Regions from separate parts of the Mus musculus genome. Here all the other regions are linked to region 1. Evidence: chromatin loops called from intact Hi-C (ENCODE). Cell type or tissue: heart. All regions are shown on one strand.

What was found. Hi-C counts contacts between places; a loop is a spot of excess contacts. Peaks named below come from ENCODE experiments on the same cell type or tissue, not always from the same donor. Only the 100,000 strongest peaks of a DNase experiment are listed, where the experiment ranks them.
Region 2: it touches region 1 in a loop (4-fold over the local background); 8 of 42 quality-filtered maps call a loop at or near these places.
Region 3: it touches region 1 in a loop (2.6-fold over the local background); 9 of 42 quality-filtered maps call a loop at or near these places.

Annotation. Positions count from the first base shown.
Region 1 is chr8:22,057,634-22,062,633 of GRCm38, forward strand. Atp7b (ATPase, Cu++ transporting, beta polypeptide) reads right to left here and starts at 2,441. Exons shown (of 21, transcript NM_007511.2): 1 at 2,339-2,441. The coding sequence starts at 2,422. Alg11 (asparagine-linked glycosylation 11 (alpha-1,2-mannosyltransferase)) reads left to right here and starts at 3,088. Exons shown (of 4, transcript NM_001243161.1): 1 at 3,088-3,137; 2 at 4,253-4,483. The coding sequence starts at 3,094. In heart, CTCF peaks have their summits at 2,759 and 2,962; a DNase peak (open chromatin) is centred at 3,008; H3K4me3 peaks cover 2,463 bases; H3K27ac peaks cover 1,553 bases; H3K27me3 peaks cover 1,065 bases.
Region 2 is chr8:22,395,622-22,400,621 of GRCm38, forward strand. Slc25a15 (solute carrier family 25 (mitochondrial carrier ornithine transporter), member 15) reads right to left here and starts at 3,000. Exons shown (of 7, transcript NM_181325.4): 1 at 2,819-3,000; 2 at 92-206. The coding sequence starts at 146. It overlaps 1810012K16Rik (RIKEN cDNA 1810012K16 gene), which reads left to right and starts at 3,100. Exons shown (of 3, transcript NR_045473.1): 1 at 3,100-3,362; 2 at 3,526-3,657; 3 at 3,824-3,970. In heart, no CTCF peak of the experiment used is centred here; a DNase peak (open chromatin) is centred at 2,990; H3K4me3 peaks cover 2,209 bases; H3K27ac peaks cover 1,650 bases.
Region 3 is chr8:22,380,008-22,385,007 of GRCm38, forward strand. It overlaps Slc25a15 (solute carrier family 25 (mitochondrial carrier ornithine transporter), member 15), which reads right to left. Exons shown (of 7, transcript NM_181325.4): 4 at 3,200-3,337; 5 at 831-1,000. Among named protein-coding and RNA genes, the nearest start is that of Slc25a15, 16 kb to the right of the region's middle. In heart, a CTCF peak has its summit at 3,033 (motif pointing right); no DNase peak of the experiment used is centred here.

The DNA.
Region 1 (5,000 bases):
TTTCAATCTAGGTGCACAGTAAAGCTTGAAGTGTGACTACATAGAAATTCCTTTGCAAACTACATGTGACCGCAAAGGAGGTAGGTAGGTTCTTTAGCTAAAAGGCCTAGAATGTAGTGTGGTTTCATAGGATGGTAGAGATCAGCAGGCCATAAAGTACTCCTGACATCTCCCCTAAAGGTGGGTGACAGTCTAGGGAGGGAAGAGTCTGGGATAAGTATTCTGGGGAATTTGGGTGAGGTGTGCCCCTATAGCAAAAGGTAGGTGAGTCTGCCTCCACAGATAGAAAATAGATCACCAGGTCATTAACAAAATCTACCCTCAGCTTTCTGGATGGAATGAAGGTATTTGATTTTTACACCCCTCCCCACTTGAGGAGACACCCCAGCTTGATTAACATTTCTGGTTCTCTTAGTGCTTCTCTGTGAGTAAAAAACCTTTGTGCCCCCAACACCTACCCCTGCTGGTAAATCGCACCCCTAAGCCATTCTATAGGAAAGTAAACTTCCCTAAAGGAAAGGTCTTAAGTCATAGCTGCATATAAAGGTCCTGGGACCTTAGCATTTCTGAAACAATATCCAAAAAAGCACGTGCTGAACCACAGCAAGGACAAAGTGGCAATAGAATGGTAACAGGCAGGTGAGGTCTGGAAATGCAGTCACTAGCAGAATGCTAGAGGCCCTGTGTTGGTCCTGAGCACAGAGTTAAGGCAAAAATCTATGTCAGAGCACAGAACCATGGGTTTGCCTTTCAGCACCGCAAAAAAACTGAATAAAGACAAAGTGGCACGGGTCCTAAGAATCGAACGAGTAAACACATGGGAGTAAAAACTAATACAGTGTCACGCATATAATAAGTTCAGTGACTTCGCCTAAAGCCATTATCAGTGTAATTCAGAAGCGGGTGAGGCCAACAAGAGACAGAGCAGTTAACCGACTGCTTCCACAGAGGAGCAGGTCTTCAATTTCACCTGATTAGATAAAGACTTTACTCTTTCAGGGGGACACTGACAAAGATAGGGGGCATCTCCTTCTCTGCTCTGGCCACCCCTACCCGGTGTGGGCTGTCTTCACACCTACTCAGCCACCTCTCTCCCTGCCTGTCCATTAACCTACACCCCTCTCATTCCTACACACCAGAGTCTACATGAATTTCACTAACAAGGGACGCTGGATAAAACTGCTGGATTAATTAGTTTCAGAGACCTGAACAAAAGGAGCAAGCTCCAATCCAGCAATCCAGACCTAAAGAAATACGCCCAGTATTAAATTCGATGTCAATAACCAAGTGTAAGGCCAGTTGAATGGCTCGATGAGTGGATGCACACAATCTTGAAGCCCTAGGACCTGTTTGCTGAAAGGAGGGAAAACCAACTCCTGGACGTCTTCTGCTGACCTCTCACGCCTAGATTCTCTCCCCCTCCATTCTTCCCCATATACACATAAAACAAATAAATAAATGCTTTAAAAAAAAAAAAGACTCAAGTACAAGTAGGGCAAGATGGCTCAGTGGGTAAAGGCACTAGCTTTTAAACCCGACGACCCGACACACTGACACACATGGTGGGAAAAGCAGCACTAAGTCCAGCAAGATGCCCCTAACCTCCATCACACACACACACACACACACACACACACACAACAATTCAAGTGCAAAGATCACGTCAACTGGGAAAGAAAGGAAGCAATCGCCATGACCACCCAAGAGGGAACCACCAACAGACTATGGGGAACACCTATGACACTCTGGGAAACAATCTACAAAGTATAACTAATTGGAAAAAAAAAGTTCCGAGAACATAAAACGTGATTTCAATTAAGCTAGACAAAATATTTTAAAACAATGCACAAATCTTCAAGAATTCATCATATGCCTGCGACCTATACAAGTTTCAGTAAGTATTTGTTGATTGAAAACGCACATGAAGAAAAGAAAAACAGACCTGCTTTTCATGTTAAATATTCTACGCTGTTTGCATCTCTAAGAGGCTGCATTAATTAACCCCCTGTATTATTAAATGAATGCCTTCAAGGTACAGGACTTGGATGTAGACCTTTTGAGGAGCATTAGCCAGGCATTAGCGAGGTATTAGCACTCCCAGGAGCAACTAGAGTTTTTATACAGCAAGCCCACGCTCAAGAGCTCTTTAATAAGGACCGGGGAAAGTTCTGGGCTCGAAATCGTTGTACACCAGAGGGCTAGTGGCACCCTTGATCTAGAGGGTTTTCCTCCCGGGTTCTCAGGGGTACGTGTCCACAGTCACGAGCCCTGGAGGAACCGAGGAGAAAAGCGCTTTGAGCAGGTGCGTACACGCTGCGGTCAGGCAAAGGAAACTTACTTTCCGACTGGCCTCTTTGGCTGTGACCTGTCTCTCCTGTTCAGGCATCGTCCCCACAGACGCCAAGTTCTTCCTGGGATCCATCCCCGAGCCCAAAGGTCACCTGGTTGGGGGGAGGGAAGGGCGACTTTACAAGCCAGGGAGAGGAGGCGCGAAGAAGCGCATCCGTGGTTCCTGGGGAACACAGGGCTCAGATCTCCCAGCCCCGGCGCTGCGGACTACGGACAGCGAGGTCCGCGGTGCGCTGCAGATAGGGTGCAGCGAGGACCACAGTCTCAGGACGCCCGCTCCAGCGCAGCCCCCTCTCCACCCCGCGCCCCGCTACTGCGGCCGCTGGGGACTCGCCGACACCTCTGAAAGAGCGGACTCTGTACTGGAAGATTAGCTCGTCGCCCGCCCGGACCTCCCATTGGGTCCCAACCGGCTGGCAGCGCCGCGGTGGGGGCAGGGCTGGGCGCCCTCAAGGGGGCTTCCAGACGGGAGGGGGGGGAGCGAAGTGGGCGGGGCGAGTGGGGTGGGAGGGGCGAGAGAGCCGGCTGTCCATCACAAGCCACGCCCCACCACCGCCACCGCAGCGGCGTGGCCCAAGTGGGATGGGCCCGTGTGCGCCCCGCCTGTGGGAAGCGGCTATTAGGCAACCTGCAGGAAGGCGTGTAAGCGGGGGGCGTGGCTAACGGCACACGCTTCCTCAGGAGCCAATAGGATAGAAGAACAGGCAAGCGCTTCCGGGCTGTGAGAGGGGAGGGTGGGATAAGATGGCGGCGGACACTGGGAGCTGGTGCGTGTACGCCGTGCTGCGGTGAGGATCTGGTGGCCTGAGCTCACGAGGGCGTGGAGGGTTTGGAGGCAGTCCAGATAAAGTCTGTAGAAGCGCTTTCTTCGTGCCTCGGTTTACCTCGGTTGTTTCGCATGCCGATCAGCTGTTTTCCTTAACTGGCTACCTGCTGCTTCGTAAACCAGTTGGTTGACTCTCTGCTACTTGACCATCTGTTGATTTCTTCTTTCCTGGTTGATGTTTAAAGTTGTAAATATATTGGTTTTGCCTTTGAGATACATATCGTTTCTTATGTAAGAATTACATAAAGTTGGTAGAAATAAACAGGAATGTTAACCACCCGGTGGTCACTACTATTGTAATAGTTCCATATTTCAAAAGTTGTTTCTGCCCTATGAAAGCCTACCTAAGTTCATATGTGTTTTTGTTCAGGTTGAACATTTATAGCTAGCGAAATAGCGTTCTGAAGAGCAGTGGATACATGCATTCTTGCCAGAGTTTGTATTACATCTTCCTTTCTGAGCTGTCTGCTTCAAGGTCTGTAGTGATTGCTAAAAATATGAATAGGCTAGTTTGTTCTAGCACATTCTTGGCCTTTTCCCGATAAATGGAATGCTGCCAGCTCTGTACAGTGTACATTGTCATGAGTGACTTTCTGCATTATAATGGTCATTGATAAGTAATTCAAAGCTTTGGATTACAGTTACCTTTCTTCCAAGCATTTGGTTTAAATATGGGTATGTATTGGCTAGGAATCAAGTGTTTACCTAACATCTTTGAGGCCCTGAATCACCAGTCATCACCACTAAGGGGAAAAAAATTAATTTTTTTTGTTTTTTTGTTTTGTTTTGTTTTTGTTTTTCGAGACAGGGTTTCTCTGTATAGTCCTGACTGTCCTGGAGCTCACTTTGTAGACCAGGCTGGCCTCAAACTCAGAAATCCTCCTGCCTCTGCCTCTCAAGTGCTGGGATTAAAGGCATGTGCCACCACCGCCCGGCACTTTTTTTTTAAATAATTTTTTTAGCAGACTTAGGAGCTACAGAACTTAATATTAAGCAAGTGTGTAAAAAGTAAACCTTAGTTTGTAGCTGACTTTTTAAATTGACAACAGGTTGATTTTCACCTTTTATTTATCTCAGGTTTTTCTATTCACTCTTCTTTCCTGGACTGATGATATGCGGAGTTTTGTGTGTATATTTGGTCATTGGCCTTTGGGTTATCAGGTGGCATCTACAGAGAAAGAAGAAGTCTGTGTCGACCAGCAAAAATGGAAAAGAACAAACGGTGGTTGCATTTTTCCATCCATACTGTAATGCAGGTGGCGGAGGAGAGAGAGTTCTGTGGTGTGCTTTGAGAGCCCTGCAGAAAAAGTAGGTATGCATCTTTCTTAGCTCAAACACAGCGCTACTGCTTGCTAAGATCATACTGAATTTTAGTTTCCACAGATTTCAGTGTTGCAGAGCTGTTATCCCAACTTACCTGGAGTCTAAAGTGGGAGGATTATTGGAGCCCAGGAGTCATAAGCCAGCCTGGGCAACATGAGAAGTACCTTTTAAAATGGGAATTTAAAAAGAAAAAAGAAAAAGTTAGCTTTTAAAACATGCTTTTATTTCTCAGATGAACAAAACCTGTCTAAGACTAGACCCTTCAAGACCCCATCCTAGGCGGAGAGGAACTCACAATGTCCCTTTAGTGAAGTGCTAACGTCAGTTAATGCTTGCTGGAGATGGGGGACTCATACTGCTTTGTGCTGTAGCCACTTGTAAGTTGCCTTTGTTTAAAACTCTCCCCCTGGGCTCACACAGGCAACCCTAATTAAATGCCCACACACCAGAAAAAGACAGGGAGGCAGGAGAAAAGCTTGCTGGGAAGAAGAGATTTGCTGGG
Region 2 (5,000 bases), 340 kb after region 1:
GGGTAACAAAGAGTGTATTTCTAAGCCACTCTGAGGAACTACTTCAGGGATACAGGAAGAAGAATATCCCCTCAACACCCCACCCCCTTACCTGCAGCCCCTGCTGTGAGGTCGATGGCAGCTTGGATGGCTGGATTGGATTTCATGGCGTTACTGGTTTCTGTGGAAGGCGATTCTCTGGAGGGAAGGGAATGTACCACATATCCCTGGAAAGAAGCAAAAGTTCAGTTAGGCCAGCCTCTTCAGTCCCCCATTCTATAAGCCTGCTACATTACTGAACTTAACTTCCAGGAGTGGGACTGTAGGTTCCTAAGGAGTCCTGATGTATCAACACAGCAACAAACACCAAATAAGGACAGAGTGAGGGATGGTAGTCCCCTGACCCCACGTGATCTGTTGATCCAAGAGATCATACTGGATAAAAGAATATCACACAGCATAGTGCTATGGCCTCCCTCATTTACACAAATTAATACGGGGACAGGTATTAATCACAACTGGCCCAGACCACAGCAGACAGTTTCAGAGGCCTGTGGTGAAAGTTCAGTCTACCAAGCTCAGTCTTAAGTACCATCAGCAGCCTGTGCTGCTCAGCATCAGAGCCTAGGAGCTCCACTGAGTCACATAGCTCCTAAGCCGGAGGTCTTCATCTAGACAAGGTGGGTTGTAAAATTACCATATACAGATGGCCATAAATGCCATGAGGCCCACAAGAGGGCCCTGGCCCTGTTCTTGTCACCTCCACTCCGCCACATCTCAGCAGTAAATGTGGAGATTTGCTACACTGCTGTGTAGTCAGATTCTGACTCAACGGGCCTCAAGCGGGACTAGAGAGTCTCGGAGCGTAAATCCAAGGAAGGCAGGTCATGTGAGCCAGCCACACTTTGGTGCAACATCTGGACTTCTGGGTTCCAACTTTGCTTGATGAGAATCCCAGGGGTATATCCCAAAGAGTCAAACTGCTGCTGTTCTCTTTACAGCAAGACTTGAAATGTTTGGGTTTTTTTTAAAGGCTTTGGGGAAACAAAGTTTCCTTCTACCTTTAGACAAAAAAAAAAAAAAGAAAGAAAGAAAGAAAGAAAGAAAGAAACCTTTCTGAGAAATGAATTTAACATTAACTAGAAAGGAGAATGACTCAACATACAAGATCCAAGTTACCAATCATCCAAAACTATTCTGTATGCTCTCAAAATACAGAATTAATTTACACGTAACAGAGAACAATTTTACTCCTCATCACAATGAAGGGGCTGGTGCATTAGGCCAGGACTCTTTCAAATACCAAAGCCATCCAAAAAGTCCAGAAAATAAGGGCAGAATTTAAAAAAAAAAAAAGTCAATGACCTTATTCCAAGAACCTTTCTTTCTTTTAAAACTAGCAACCTGGTGATTACAGAAACACCTGTGCCTACATTTTTGCAGGGAAAGTAAAAGACCAACCAGGTGGTGGGGAGTATCCACAGTGGTCTCAGAGGAGCTTCAATGTGTTCATTTGTTTCCTCAGGAACTATTCTTTACTAACTTTGGAGGCATAGAAAAGTGTATCTAATTAGGCAGTCACTATAAATCCAACCCTTTCACATACACCAAATGAAAACATTTCAAGTCCTAGAGAAATAATATGTGCAGAATTAACCTTTAATCCCCCCCCCCCCTCCAAGAGCCAAAGGGACAGTAAGTTTGCTGTGAACTTGAGTCTCCTAGAAATGTTAGAAAGGCCATGAAGTCGCATCAACTTGGGGACAAGACCTACATGAGGATGAAAGCAATAGACACACTAACATGGATAAGGAAATCTCGGGGGAGGGGGTCTCAACCCTTGACAAAGAACTACAAACGAGTAAGGAAAGCTGGGAATGGGGGCATAGTCTTCCCCAGAGTACAGTCCCCAGTTGGTTATCCACCATATAGAGACAAGTAGCATTATATGTCCTGAGAAAAAGAGGCCATGAATTTGAAAGGGGGTAGGGGATATGGTTACACCGAAGGGGTTAGGCGTAGAAAAGGGAAGGGAGGAAATGATGTTAATTACAATTTTAAAAAGATATATTTTTTTAAGTGCTTTCCCGTGCTGGGAATTAAACCTAACTTCCTGCATACCAGGAAAGTACTCTTAACACTTAGCCCCCTTCTCAGGGGTATCTGTCAAATTATAGAAGACAGAAACGCTACTAACAGATGAACCCAGAAAGAATGCACAAGGACCTGAGTATCACCTGTGGCTTGGGGGATATGCAGGACCTGCAAAAACCAGACCGGTCTGCGCGGATTTAAACTAATTTAGGAGCCTGCTGTACCATTTGGAGTAGAAACCCCGAATCCTTTGAGCGTCTCACCCTCTTCCTTCAAACTACCCAGCAGTCCCAGAAACAACGCCGCCGACACAACCACTGGTTCCTAGGGTGCCAGAAAGAACTTCCCGGGTGCTCAGCGCAGGTGAGGCTGCCTTTCGCTAAGGAGGGACCCGTCTGGAGCTGCAGCTGGAGCTGCAGCTGGGCTGCAGAAGGCCGCCTGCCTGCCACCACCATCAATCGAACCCCTCGGGCCCAGCCCGGGACAACCGGGGTGCCAACTACTGCCGCAGCTGCGGAGCGCTTCACCCGGCCTGACCCGGATTCTGCTCTGCTCCGCGCAGCGCGCGCACACTGGCCACCGCGCCCGCCCGCCCGAACCTCCGCGTCTCCCGGGACCCCGCAGCGAGCCCGGTGCGCGCGCCCGGAGCCGCGGCACGTGTGCGGCAGGGCGGGGACTGTCAGCCGCGTTCCCCAGCCGGGCCGGTCGCCCACTCGCTCGCTCCCGCCCGCTCCCGCAGCCTCACCGCCGCGCCTGGCTGTGTCCGGCTCGCCCTCTGCCGCCCGCGCGCTCCGCTGGCGGCCGCGGGCCCCCGGGCAATTTTTAAGGTCGCCCTGTGGGTCCGGCCCTCGGGCCCTCCCTCCTGAGACCCCCTCCACCAGCCCTCCCTCCGGAGGCCACGCCCTCCTGAGGGCCCGCCCTCTCGAAGTCCCGCCCTACCGGCCCTCCCCCACGCGAGGCCCCCTCCGCCCCTCCCTCCCGAAGGCTGGCCAAGGAAACGGAAATCTGCTCTCCTCGCTGACTGCCGAGCTGGCAGCCTCCGGGAGGACTCACCTTGAGGTCTCCCAGCGTTATCCAGCCCCAGGAGGCTGTGGCTTTAACAGTAAATGGAAAGTACTAGAATGGTAGTGGTGAACTATAAGTTCCCTTATGGGCAGCTTTTTAAATCATCTGTTTATTTGTCTACAGACAGGGTCTCGCATAGCCCAGGCTTAACTTGCTATATGGCTGAGGGTGGTCAGGAACTTCCTGATCTTCCTACCTCCCCCTTCCAAGAGAAGGAATTTCAGGTTTGTTCCACCAGGCTTGGATTTGTGAGGTGGCTGGGATGAAACGTGGGGCTTCCTGCATGCTAGGCAAGCGCTCTGCCAACAGAGCTACATCCCTAGGTTTTAGTTGCTTGTCTGATTGTCTATTTTGTGTCGCTTTAGGTTTCATTCTTTCTCCCCTAAGGAAATCCATTCCCAGGAACATTATGGAAAAGACAACAATATAAGCTGCCGCTGCAGGTTTTATAGTTCCCAGCGATATATTCCTGAGGCTTTAATTAGAAGCTCAAAGTGACGCTGGAGTGAGGGCGCAGAGGTAAAGAACCTTTGATACTTATCAACTTGACTCAGCCTAGAATCAGTAGAGGGATTGCCTAAATCCAGTCAGTCTGAGGATGGAAAGGTCCGTAGCAGCAATGTCTTGATCAGTAATTGATGCTGGAGAGCCCAGCCCACTATGGGTGGTGTCATTCCTCTGGCAGGAAGTCCTGGATTGGAGGGGGGAAAAAAGCATCGTCCAGAGATCAACCAAGAAAGTGAGTCGGTAATCTGTATTCCTACATGGCTTCTGCCTTGACTTCCTGCCTTCCGTCAATCTGGAAGAGAATGCCAAATAAACCTTTTCCAAGCTGCAGTTTAGGCAACAGTGTTTCATTGCTGCAACAGAACGAAACTAAAATTCAGTTCTTAGCCCACATCTGGTAGCGCCCAAGTCCAGCGCTGGTGTGTATCCAGCTCCCCCGTCTGGCTTCTGTAAGCATCTGCAGGTTCCTTCAGGGGTACACACACACACACACACACACACACACACACACTACACATAAATAAAATAAATCTTTAAAAAAGAATCATAAAATCAAAAGGAGCAGGGAATACTTAAGAAAACTGTGGTTCACAGGAGTGATAAAACTATCTTTAACTCTAGCCCTATTCAATTGGAAGAGTCTCAGGGTCATGTGACCCCTACACCACCAGCTTCCCACTCCGCTTCAGCCTCCCTATGAGCCTTTTCACGTTTTTAAAGATTCCTTTAATTCTGAAATTGATGTGTATGTATGAAAACATGCATGCTGGCACCTGTGGAGGCTGCAAGGCAAAGTTGTCCCTTGAACAACAAGAGGTACCAGTGGTGAGCCGTCTTCCTTGTGTGCTTCCTTTATAGTGATGTGTTTGTGTGTCAAGTTGAGGGGGGAGTGTCAATTGTACTGGCTGGTTTTGTGTGTCAACTTGATCCAGGCTGGTGTTACCACAGAGAAAGGAGTTTAGTTGGGGAAGTGCCTCCATGAGATCCAGCTGCAAGGCATTTTCTCAATTAGTGATCAAGGTGAGAGGGCCCCTTGTGGGTGTCCCTGGGCTGGTAGTCCTGGGTTCTATAAGAAAGCAGGCTGAGCAAGCCAGGGGAAGCAAGCCAGTAAGTAACATCCCTCCATGGCCTCTGCATCAGCTCCTGCTTCCTGACCTGCTTGAGTTCCAGTCCTGACTTCCTTTGGTGATGAACAGCAATGTGGAAATGTAAGCTAAATAAACCCTTTCCTCCCCAACTTGCTTCTTGGTCATGATGTTTGTGCAGGAATAGAAACTCTAAGACAAGTGAGTGCTCTTAACTGCTGACCTACCTCTCTGTCCTCTTGAAAACAGCATGTCACAGGCAAAGAACAC
Region 3 (5,000 bases), 320 kb after region 1:
ACTAGTCTCATAAATGCTAGATGCCTCCTCCTCTTGTCGTTTTGGGAGTTGTTTTTCTGTTTAGTCTTGAATGTCCTTTTTTTCCTCGGGTAAGGCTAGTTGTGTCTCCCCAGGGAACACTGACAATTTCTGAAGCTACGTTGTTTGCTTGTTTTGATTTCTCTCTGGAGAGGGGTTGCCACATGTAGTGGAGAAATGGCCAGGAATGCCACTGAACACCTTGCATACGCAGGATAGCCCACCACAGCATCTTGGGAAATCCTGTCAGTTAAATGCCTGAGCGTAAGGAACACTGAGATCTCTCGGTAAGTATTTATTTAATGGATGGTGAATTTTAAAAGAAGTCTGAGAAGGGAACTTGTTTGTGACATGACGTCAGGAATAGAACTCGGTAGATAATCTTACTGAGATGTAACTGCAATGACCTCATTTAAAGATTAAGCCAATCTTTCAAATCAAGTTTTTAAAACAGTGAGATTATTGATAGCTGATTTCTCCATCGGGAAAATAATCTCTCTTTATTTCTTCCTCTAAAATGGACCCCGAGAGGTTACTACCACCCAGAAGGGGGAGGGACCACAGTAACAGTGTTAATGCCAGAGAAGAGGTTTGGGACACAAGGCTTCAGGGTTCATCTTCAGAAGTCTCCCTCAGGAGATGGTGGGAGCCAACACCTGCCACCAGTTCACTATGGGGCACCCAGAAACTCCCCAGTTCACTCTGGGGCACCCAGAAACTCCCCAAAAAGGAGTGAGCACCACCTACGGAAGCGAGCAACCCCAGGAGGCAGAGACCACTGAACCCTATGTCGTCAACGTGAATACACTTACCTAGTTCGTCTTTTGATCTCCCTGATGCGAAGAATGACCTGCTCAGTTCATAGCCACCAAAGAAGAAGAAGTAGCCTGGTACTTCTCGAAGTAAAGTGCTTGAGAGCCCATGGTAGAAGCCCAAGGGGCCGTCCTTCCTAAAGATCTCCTTCACAACTGACCAAACTGTACTGGGGAGACAAAGCAGGAGGCACGCTCAGAGCAGGCGGGAGAATGTGTGTGCATGCGATGAAGACAAAGCAGGAGGCACGCTCAGAGCAGGCGGGAGAATGTGTGTGCATGCGATGAGATTTTTGTATCCAGGATGACTCATGCAGCCAACTTTGCCGTAGCCGTGTGGGTGGCTTTCCTGAGACCCGCCTTTTCTTCAAAGGACACCTGTTAGACTTCTTGGTACTTTTGTTCAACAAACCAGCTGCTCACTTACTCAGGCCTAATCCAGCCTGGTAACCCGGTATACATTTCTCTTCAGTCACATTGACTGAGATGTAAGTAATAAGGAATTAAAATAAAGAGCCATTCAAGTCTGGCAGTAGATAAACCATGCAATATTTGCCCAGTATCTTCCTAATGCCCGGGAGGCTGATCTCCTAACCTAAAGTGTACTAGTTACTTGTTACAAAATATCTGACAAGATGCAAACTTAAGGGAGAAAGGGCTTAAATTCTGGCTCACAGTTCAGAGGGATACAGTCCACAGTGAGGGCAGCAGGAATATGGAGCAGTTGGTCACACATTGTCTGCAGTCAGAAAGCCAGGGTCAGTGACCACTGGTGGTGCAAAGTGGACTCTGTCCTTTTATGCAGTCTAGGACACAGGTGCAAGTAAGGGTACCACCTACTCTTTAGGTGAGTCTTCCTACCTCGGGTTAAATAAAGATAATCCCTCACAGATGTGTCCTTACCTCCTCGGTGATTCTAGATTCTGTCAAGTTGACACTCAACAGTGACCATCACACTATCTATCGATTGATCGATCGATCGATCTATTTACCTACCTACCTACCTACACAGGGAGAGAGAGAAAGAGAGAGTGAGTGAGTTACTTGAAGGCAAGACAAGAAACTTTCAGGGTCAAGTCATAGCCCTTGGGATCCCAGGAATACCCAGAACTGAGTCTCTCAAGCAGGAGGGGGAAGGGGTGACTGCCGAGAAACTCCCTTTTACAGAGAAGCCCTGCTCCTGGAGCAGCTTCAGTACCAGGCAGCCTGAGTCCACATCACCACAGTGTGCTGTGTAGTACGTTGTACCCACATGGAGAGCAAGCAGAAAGCCGCATGCTCCATATGAGCACTCCCTCTGTTCTTGGGTAGCAGGAGAGATGAAGCCTCATGTCCTGGAATGGCAAAGGCAATAAGGACCACCCCCTTCGGAGAGCTCTGTACGGCAGCCACAGCCATGCCCCTGCAACCGTGCCCCCACCTCAGTGTAAGCATACTAAGTGAATCCAGCTCAATACAGCTGCCAGTGAGCCTGCATCCAGGCCTGGGGTGGGGGGAGGTGTTAAAGTTCTACTTCTTACTCTAGGCATTGGCTACAGAGTTGCATCCGTTAGACTGTGAGCTGAATGTATTCACAGCCCCATAGGGAGGAGGTTCTAGCTCAGAAATGGCTCTTTAAAACATTGCAGGGAGACTCTCCGCCTGTGACTAGCACAGAGGGAACCAGTGACAGTGGTCAATTTGTGGACCACTTCACAGAAGATGTACAGACCTGGGGCAGCAGCGACACCCTTCACCCAATCTTCAACCCGATACGTCAAAATAAATAGGCAAGATTTGTGATTAACACCAGTGATAGTTTTTCTATTCTAGAGACGTCGTGTGGCATATATATCCTCATGGTAATGGGCAGGTGCTTTCGAGTCTATGCTGAGCAGTGCTCTGAGCACAGACACCAGATCTACTCACAAGGTGTTGATGAATACTTTCAGAACCTGAACCCTTAGCAAACACACGTGAAGGTTTGGCAAGGGTAAGATTGGCACCAGATTGTGGCGAATATTCATGTGGAATTAGAGGAAGGGCATCAAACACTCACCTCAGAATCTACAGCCACACTTACCTTTTCTCTCAGATCCAGTTCAAAGCTGTCTCCCAAATAAAGCCATGCCTTATACACTCAGGAGGGGAGGACAAAGTGGGTAATTCAGCTCCTTGCTGTCTGCATTTCTGCACTATTATATAACTGCCTAAGACGCCCTCCAGGGGGAGTCCACACACAAACAGTCTTTTCATAAAAGTGTCCCCTGCCGCCGTATTTTAGAATAGAGAAAGCTGTTTCTACACTTACTTACTTTTAACAATATAAGATAAAAAAACACGGTACCCGGAGATGAAGGACTTAACATCTATGAATGGACAGCACTTACTTCTGACTGGCCGCTATCTTTCCTGATGTCTCCATTTCATACATGGTCTGCAGCCGGCATTTCACAAGCTCCGTGGGGCAGAGAACCAGCGCGGCAAAGGCGGAGGCAAAGGAACCAGCAGCTGCATTCTGAAGGTCACTGAAAAGACAGAGAAGGCTCACCATCGGCTTACCCGCCCCTTCGGCTCTCAGCATACCGGAGACACCACGGGGATGTGAGAAGGGAATCTAGGTATGCTATCCCGTCTAGGAATCCCAAGACCCTGAGGCAGACAGCAGTATCCCGGTTCCATATGAGGAATGGCACTTAGAGGTCACATGTCTACAAAGCTGTATGTCAGGCATCAAACCCAGATCTGCCTGACTGCCACATTTGTGCTTATGTCCCACCCCCAATTCCTATACTGAGTACTAGAGTGTGATAGTATTTAAAGCAAGGTTGCTTGTAGGGGATGGGAGGAATATGTGACAGGATTTCTTGGTCTAGCCTTGGCTGTCCTAGAACTTTGTAAACCAGGCTGTCCTCCAATTTACACAGACCCACACTGCTTGTGTCTCCTGAGTGCTGGGATTGAAAGGGTGTGCCACCACCACCACCCGGCAAGCATGGGTTCTTAAGAGGCAGTTAGGAACAGCTGAGTTCCCGAGGATGAGGCCTTCATCTTGAGTTCAGTAGCCTAGAATCTTGTTCTCTCTGCCAAGTGGGGATACAGTGACAAGCCACGACTGAGGGCATGACAGTAGGAATTGAGCCTGCTGGCTTTGACTTTGCAGCCTTCAGAACTTTGTTTGTTTAAGCTTCCTAATGGATGGTGTTTTGTTTAGTAGCCCAAGCTAAGTCACATAAAGAAAACAATGAGGAGGGACCATAGGAGAGAGAAGGAAAGCACCTACAGCCCTACCACCCCAAATATATTCTATGCACACCTCTGTTTATCTGTGGCAATATTCCTTTGGGCCTAAATCCAGCCTGGAATAACCAGATATGTCAATAACCACCACAGATAAAAAGTCTACGTTTTTTGTGATCACAAAGATTTCCCAGTTCAGTTATGACCTCGGATAGGATTTGGCATGGCTTGCATATGCTACCCAACAGTTTCTATGGTGGAAGCTTGGTCCCTGGTGTCTGCTGGTTGAGGTGATGGATCCTTTAAGAGGTGGGGCCTACCCATGTAAACACCTAAACGTGACAAGCCATTGCCAATGCTATCGATTACGATCCAGAACCTGATGGTTGCTGAAGATGACACTTAGTATGTCATCAAACAAAGAAGTCAAGCTGGTGCCTCAGCAGCAGCTTCAGCTCTCTTGATTGGCATTCGTGGTACTAAACGATACTTTGCAAACTACTAAAGGAGAAACTCAGTCATCGAAATCTCCCAGCTACAAACCCTGAGACCTACCACAGTGAGACACCTACCAGACAGACAGACAGGGGCAATATCGGCATAGATGTTAAGGAAATAACCAGCTGTCGGGAAATCCTGCTGCTAAGGTCAAACACTGCCGCTACCAGACAGCCCCAAGCTTGGTACAAAAAGGTAGACTCCCTTTGTGAGCAGGGCTTCCTCTTTTCTGTGGGATGCCAGTCCCCACATTACCCACCTGAGATCCCTGGGGTGCCTCCCCATGATAATGAGGCAGCTCACTATCTTAGCTTTCAGCCAATGACCTGTGCCCTGGATATTCCCGCCTCCATTGGCTTAGGGGGAGGGAAACCTACATTGCAATCAAACCATTCCCAGTGACAGGCTACAATCCTCATAGATCAGAACTCACTCGGCCCTCCTCAGGGAAGC